Linked DNA regions of Homo sapiens: region 1 is linked to region 2. Evidence: chromatin contacts called from ENCODE Hi-C or POLR2A ChIA-PET data. All regions are on one chromosome and are shown on one strand. The core of a region is the stretch at or near the end of the contact, and the rest is flanking DNA. Distances in the headings are between cores, read along the strand shown.

Region 1 (3,800 bases), core at 398-2,897, 83 kb before region 2:
GGCAAAGGCGTTCTTGTTACATAGGAGAAATCTCAGAGGTAGCCGCTCTCAGACAGAATAGATAGTAAATGTTTCTTTCAGACCTTTAAAGGTATCAGACTCTCAGTTTTTCCTAGATATGGACAAGAGAGAGCCTCAGAGAAAGCCTGGCTGTATCAACGTAGTTTTTCTCTGCAGATGCAAATCTTCGCCACATGAGACAGTTTTGTAGGGCTGCTTCTGTTTGCGGGCCCTGTGAACAGCCATCTCAAAATATGTCAAAGAAATATATTTTGGGGTAAAATATGTTGATTCCTTCACTGGGCTTGAGGTGCCCCACTCCCAAGTTTGAGAGAAGAATCTGGGAGAGGTTTGGGAGATTTTTTTCTTTCTGGTTTTAATTGCACTCTGTTTCCTCCAGAGTTTACAGTTATTATTATTACTGTGTGATCTAATTATGTGCAAGCAACATAATCACAGAACTGATTATGCCTCTGAAAATTGGAAGGGAATATTTTGGGGGAAAAACCCAAATTGAGAAATGACTGAGTTTATAGCCAGTAACAGCTGTTGTTTTTAGGAAGTTAAATCGATTTCTTTTGCTCAAAGAGTTTCTACTTCCTGAAGAGATGTACCCTGTTTTCTATGGGTGCAAAGGCAGTCTGTGTACATCATGATACTCCATACGGGCCTGATGGCGCTCAAACAGAAGGCCAGGCCAGCAGGCATCAGAAGCTTTTCCTTTCCCCCAGTTTCCTGTTTCCAGATCGTATTCCAAAGCTATAATTTCTACTTACCTTGAAGACCTTCAGTTTTCCCTGTTTCCTTCCTCTACTCCCTGAGCCTCTCACTATGAGATCCCTAGAGTGTGGTTGTAACGGCCTCCTCTAGCGGGTGCCCAGGCCCCAGTCTGCTCTGCTCCACACTTCCCCCTAGGGGCAGTTCTCTGCCTGCGTCCATGCTACCCCCTGCTTCTAAACCTTCCAGCGATCCTCAACACCAGTCGCCTATAAAGTACAAGGGCCTTGCACTTTATAGTTGGCCTTCAGGGAGGGCACAGTTTGCAGCCAGTACTGCCTACCAGCACACTTCTGTTTCCTTCAGCTCACCAAAGCTTTAGCCATGAGAGTTTATCATTCCTTCCTCATCTTCCTGTCCACGCCTGTATTTCCAGATCATTCACACTGTGCCCTCTGCCAGGAATGCCTTAGTCTCATTTCCAACCTCACGGCCACCTTAGGAGACAGCTCTTGTGGCATAGATGTTAAGATGGAAGGTTCTGGAGTCAGGCTGCAGGATTTGTATACTAATTCTGCCCAGGGTGTGCAGCCTGTGCAGTCACATAAGAGCCACACTAAGGAGGGCTCCGGGCTTGGTTTTTTGCTCTGCTACCACCATCTTGAAATTCTTAATCATTTTTGAACCAGGGCACTGGACTTGCAAACTATGTAGCCAATTCTGCTTCTGACACTGACAAACTGTCTAACTATAAAATCAGGATGACAGTGAAGGCTTAGAACAGGGTCAGGCACTTTGGAAGCGGTCAGTGAATGGGAGCTATCATTATCCCCATCTTACACACCAGGAAAGAGGCTCAGTGAGTTGCTCCACACCCCACAGCTGTCACGTGACAGAAACGGTGACGTGGCTTACTTTCACTTCCCACGCCGATGTGAACTTTCCTACGTAGCCCTGACTCTTTGTAGCACGTGGTCATGTCTGCTCTCAGTGTATTATGTGGCAGTATTTAAAGGCTGCTCATACTGCCTTTGTTCCTTTAGAAGTAAGCAAAGCACAGAGTTAGTATTTCTCACACTTGAAAAATGAGAACAGTAAATCAGTGACTGCCTTAAACATCCAAATCCAATTATGACCTTTGCTGAGACAAAGATGCTGGCATCAGAGTCTGGAGTCTGGGGCTCTGTGAACCCACACACCATGCCTGTCCCTCTTCAGTCTGGAGCCAGAATCCTCCCTTTCCCACAAAAGACAAAAGATGCTAACAGATGCACGCTGGTTTCCGGAGGAAAAGGCCACTTCTGTGAGCCAGTGGGAAGACGGGAAGTCTTTCCTGCAGGAAGGGGGTAGGTAGCTCAGGATACTAGCAGGAGATGCTTTTAATTGTTCTGCAACAGTGACAGCTCAGCATCGTGATTCCTGGTGGTGCTGGGGTGCAGTACTATTGTTAATGTCAGCTCCCATTCATTCATTCCTCTATTTTCACACTCACACATTCTGAATGCAGTTATTATGCTGTGGTCTTGGGGAAGGAGCTGTGCTAGTGGAAAGTGATGCAAAGTGAAAAGAATATTCTTGCCACTTGGGGATTAGGGAGAAAACCAGCAAGTATGCAAAGATTCACAACCATCTGGTGAGTGCCTAAAGCCAGATATTATCAGAACTCGGGTAAAACCAGAGGCCTAGAAAAGGCAGGAAAAACATGGCTCCCTCAAGAGGTGAAATTTGAGCTGAGATTTGAGGGATAAGGAGATCTGATTGCCAGTCCCGTTGAATTCATTTCCTATCCCTGTAGTAGCAAAGGACCACAGATCCAGCAGCTTAAACAACACAAATTGATCATCTTAAAGTTCTGGAGGTCAGAAGTCTCACTGGGCCAAAATCAACGTACCTGGTAGGCTACATCTTTTCATGGAGGTTCTGGGGGAGAAGCTGCTTCCCTGCCTTTCCAGCTTCTAGAGGCCTTCTAGATTCCTTGCTTCCTCCATCTTCAAAGCTGGCAATGTCACATCTCTCTGACCAGTCCTGCATAGTCACATTTCCCCCTGACTCTCCTCTTGAGCTGCCCTCCTTCACTTTTAAGGGCCCTTGTCACTACACTAGGCCCACCCGGATAATCTAGGATGATCTCCCTACTTGGAGGTCACCTGACTAGCAATATTAAATCCGTCTGCAGTCAAAATTCCCTTTTGCCATGTAACCAAATATTCATAGGTTCCAGGGATTAGGATGCAGACATGTTTTGGGGCTGCTACTCTGCCTGCTATGCTCATTTTGTAGATTACTTGCTGTGTGCCCCTGAGCAATTTTGTCCAGTCTCTCTGAGCCTGAGGCTTCTTGTCTGTAAAAAGTAGAAATAAGACCCGCCCTGCCCATCTCACCTGAGAATGTAATGAGATAGTGTTTGTAAAAATGCTTTAATAATGGCAAAGGTCTCTGTCAGCATAGATGTTCCTATGAGGGGGAAGGGCAGGGGATAACATCCTGAGTGTCTGCTGCATTCTAGGTAGGTACTAGGAGATGGTTTATCCCAGATGGCGCATACCTCTTCCCAATTCCACATTCAGAGCTGTCACACTGGTGTCTTGAGATCTGCCATGGTGACAGTATTTACACCATGGAAATACTCCAAATCAGGGCTGCCCCCACCACCTTGAGAACCAGTTGTTAAACATTTACCAGCACATGACAGGTCTATTCCATTTATTTAAGAAAAACCACCTGAAGGGGCTTTTATTCCTTTATAGTATAGATAGGCAAGTCAAGCTCACAGCCAGTGATAAACCCACCTAAGATCTCACAGCTGGTAAGAGTGACTGAGTGTTGAGGCTGGCTTGTCATACTCCAAAGTTGATTTTTCCACTGTACCCTCAAAACCATTCTTCACTCCTCCAGTTCTGCCTACCCTTGACAGGTTTGATTACTCTAACTAACCAAGAGAATTGTGGGACTTAATAGCAGGTTCAAAACTGTAACTGTCATGCCTAAGTTGGTGGATGGCCACGTTTTGGCTGTGGAAGTGCAGTTTCCTGGGGGCTCACCTGGGTCACTGCCAACTTGACCTAAATCAAGTTTAAAGCCTT
Region 2 (3,548 bases), core at 839-3,338:
TCCAACCTCATCTTTATTGCGTGTGTGCTGGGCTTGGTCTAGGAAGAACAGAAGAGTCTTCAGCACAGCTTTCAGAGCCACCCAAGCTCCTTAACCTCTCAAAGCCCCAGTTTCGTTATCTCTACCTTATAGGGCTACTTTGAGGCCAAAATAGAATCATGTCTATCTAGCCCTCAGCATGATAGTTGAGTGGTCAAGAAATGTGAGCTCTCTGTATTACTATCATTCCCATTATGCCACCCATCAAGGGGCAAAGACAGATGTGGGCATAGGTTTGCATTAAAATAGACATCTGGGTTTCTAGGAAATGAAACCGTAAGCAGTTGTTTCCTTTGTAACAATAGCCCCATGGTTAATGCTTCATTAGAACTTTGACACAAAATGAGCCTAGGAGCTAACATTCGGATCTAGAATGTGTCTGATTTAAGTGACAAAATAATTTCAGAAAAAGGCCCTTGACGTCTTTTTCCGACTAAGTTTTGGCATACCTAATAACTCACACTTGCATCATACCACTTGCAAAGGACTTGAAAAATAGTCTATTATTTGAGCCTCACAGTGGCCCTGGAAGGCAACAGGGGAGGGATTCTAATGCCTATTTCATAGTCAGAGAAATTGAGTTTCAGAGGACTTTGATGACAGGCACAAGGCCCCCCCAACTAGTGACTGGGAGAGCCAGCGCTGACAAAGACTCTCCTTAATTCAACTTAATCAGGCTCTACTACACCCCTAGGCTTCGGCCTTTGGCTTCATGTCCATCTTTGCATTGCCCAGTTCAAGCAGGAATCCTGCTAAGTCATTTTATTGATAATCCACTCCTCTTGGTATGTGATCACCCTCAATATCTGATCAAATTCCTCATCTCCCACCATCCACAGGTGAGGTCTGATCACCCTGGCCTGTCTTCAGCAAGAATCCTGTCAGGTCGGTTTAGCCAGAATCCTTTTACCCTTGATGTTTCCTCTTAGTAATTTTCCATCCACTGACCCCCACTCTACTCCTTGGCCAGAAATCTTTACTGGTCTTTGGCTGTATTTGGAATTGAGCCCCTTTCTATACTGAGGTCTCTTTCTGCCGATTGCAATAGTCCTGATAGTATCTTTATCTACTGTCCAAATTTAGTTTTCTTTGACAGCACTCAAGCCCGGGGATTTCCCGTATTTTATTGCTATGAGCCTGCCCACACACTTTCATCCACACAGTCATTAAGACAACACCATATGCTGGAAAAAGCACAAAGTAACTTCAGTAATTCAGTGATTTGTTATGGCTTTAAAGCCAAAATTGTAGGCTGAAGAAATGAGATACATAGAAGCTATGTCCCCAATTCAAACATCTGCTCCTCCTCCCCACAGCACATATTTAATTCTTGTAGGAAGTTGAACAGAGCAAGCGTTGATTAATCTGAAATTGTGACATGCCCCCTTCATTAATGCCAATTGTGAAATATCAGGAAGCACTTTCCCCCAGCAAATAACCTAAGTACAGATTCTTCAATATTGCTCTTGCCAGCTGGTTTCAGTTGTTTCCACAAAGATTACAGATAACACTTTTTAAGGTTCTCTGAGCTGTTCTTACCATTTTTAGTCTTCTTCCAAAATGGAATGTAGAGGTCTGGTTGAAGAGAGCAGAGCATGAGAGGTGCCAAGATCAGCTTGAGATGGGCCCAATAGCATCAACTAAGAGAAAGAGAAGACATCAAAGTTTACATTTCAAAGACAGCACAATACTGTAGCTTAAAGACATGCTAGGATCATTGCTTTAAAATGCGTTTGAAACATCTATTTACAGTATTTACTTCCTCAAAGTTAGGTAGACTGGAGACATATTCCAGAAAACCATTTCTAACGTTACTGAAAGCCTAACTTTATCTTTGAAGAATTGACATTTTAGACTACCACATTTTTTATTTATATTCTAAAAAAAATTTTTGTGCATATGATTTCGGTTCCCTCTTCTCTCCTCCCCACTTCCTTATAACAGCACATACATCTACCTACTTAAATTATCTATATGTGTTCCAATGTTTAAAATACCTTTCTTGATGGCATGGAGTGATCCTATATCTGGAGTCTTCTGAGATGAAGTGATGGGAGGCAGGAAGTGTAGTCACAAAGACTACAGGCAGCCAGCCCTGGAGTTTCCAACTACAAAGATCAGGTCGGGGGATGGGGAGGAGCATGATTATTTAAGCCACCCCAGATATGGGCTTTGCAAAAGCACGGGGTTCCTCTTATTTCTATCACCACTATTGGGGCAACGTCTTGTCTAAATCCAAACAACTCTGTAGACCAAATTTCTTTCGTTTTTATAGCAGGGTTTCTCACCCTCAGCACTATTTACATTTTTGACCAGATAATTCTCTGTTGCACCATAGGATATTTGGTAGCACCCTTGCTCTATACCCACTAGATGCCAATAGCACTGCCCCCTTCCAGTTATGACAATCACAGATGTCTCCAGACATTGCAAATTATCCCCTAAGGGGCAAAAACACCCCGGGTTGAGAACCACTGTTCTATAGATATATTAGAGACATATCTAAATTTACCTTATTCTGTCTTAGACCCAGCTGGAAAGGATGCTGGTTTTTAAGCAGTGGCAAAGCTACCAGTTGGTTCACTCACTTTCCTCTAAAAAAGTTCAGCTGCATTTGCTTCTCAAAGTGTGGGCCCCAAGAGAATTGTTCCTTTCTTAACTGATTATTGGACATTTTGTAGATAGAGCCAAAATATGGTAGTTATGTTTAAAGTTCTTTAATCTACTTAGTCCACCTGGAGAGAATTTGGATGATGTAGAGTGTGGCACGGGGACTTCTGCAGATAATGATCAGGGTTAACATATACTGGGCTGAAAACTCAATGGTGCAATAGAGCAGCTCAAAAACCAGATACAGTAATAAGTGACATTTATTGAGGGTTTTTTATGAGCCAGACACTGTTTTAATGACTTTATATGTATTATCTCATTAAATACTAAAACTATATAAAATAGAGATCTTATTACCCATTTTTTACAAATACTGGAATTTATAACAGAAGAAATATTGGATTTGCCTCAAGTCACATAGCAAGTGATACCCACACAGGCAGTAAAAACCAAATGTCTCCTTATTAAACCACTCTGCTATGCAACGATATGTAAAAATCAATAGTTTTCTCATACATAAATAATTACTGATCCAAATTGGTAATAGAAGAAGAGGTCCCATTCAAATCAGTGAGATCTGAAATGCTTTGGAAGAAAACTGATGGGAAATGCACAAGAACTAAGGTGGTGGGGGGAGGATGGGGACTATAATGCTTTACCTGGCAGGTGCAAGCTTTCTCTTTGCCCCACCAGACCCACTGTCTCAGCCTTTTATCCTGTTCTGTGTCTCTGGAGGCTGAGCTATATGTGCTTCATCAGTAGCCCCTTGCTCGCTGGCTTCTGGTTGGGTTTGGCCAATAGGAGGCCGTGGTTGGAAACTGAAGGGCAGGAAGAGGGAGAGCAGAGCCTGCCTCCCTCTGGCTCCCTCCGCCTGGCCCTGCGTTGGCTGCAGTCCTCTA

What was found. Hi-C counts contacts between places; a loop is a spot of excess contacts on that map. ChIA-PET counts read pairs that join two places held with the same protein, here RNA polymerase II (POLR2A). Pooled maps may share reads with other maps.
Region 1: a loop to region 2 is called in a pooled map, with 3 times the contacts of the local background. The contact joins the enhancer-like site here to the promoter of TLR7 in region 2. A Hi-C loop is called at or near these places in 1 of 168 maps with a recorded cell type or tissue (OCI-LY7), 1 of 37 single-sample maps with no recorded cell type and 2 of 50 pooled maps. POLR2A ChIA-PET finds 5 or more read pairs at or near these places in 2 of 52 experiments (OCI-LY7 and T-cell).

What each region holds. Positions count from the first base shown.
Region 1 is chrX:12,948,163-12,951,962 of GRCh38, reverse strand. No RefSeq gene overlaps it. Among named protein-coding and RNA genes, the nearest start is that of TLR8-AS1, 6.8 kb to the right of the region's middle. RefSeq lists enhancers at 599-828, 759-1,053, 1,459-1,753 and cis regulatory regions at 682-1,111, 1,381-1,793. Within about 2 kb of position 1,647, at least 31 of the 41 ENCODE cell types and tissues checked have a DNase peak (open chromatin) inside an H3K27ac peak, as active enhancers do; they include OCI-LY7, where a contact is called at or near this core.
Region 2 is chrX:12,865,612-12,869,159 of GRCh38, reverse strand. It overlaps TLR7 (toll like receptor 7), which reads right to left and starts at 2,088. Exons shown (of 3, transcript NM_016562.4): 1 at 2,037-2,088; 2 at 1,579-1,679. The coding sequence starts at 1,581. RefSeq lists enhancers at 1,041-1,160, 1,181-1,250.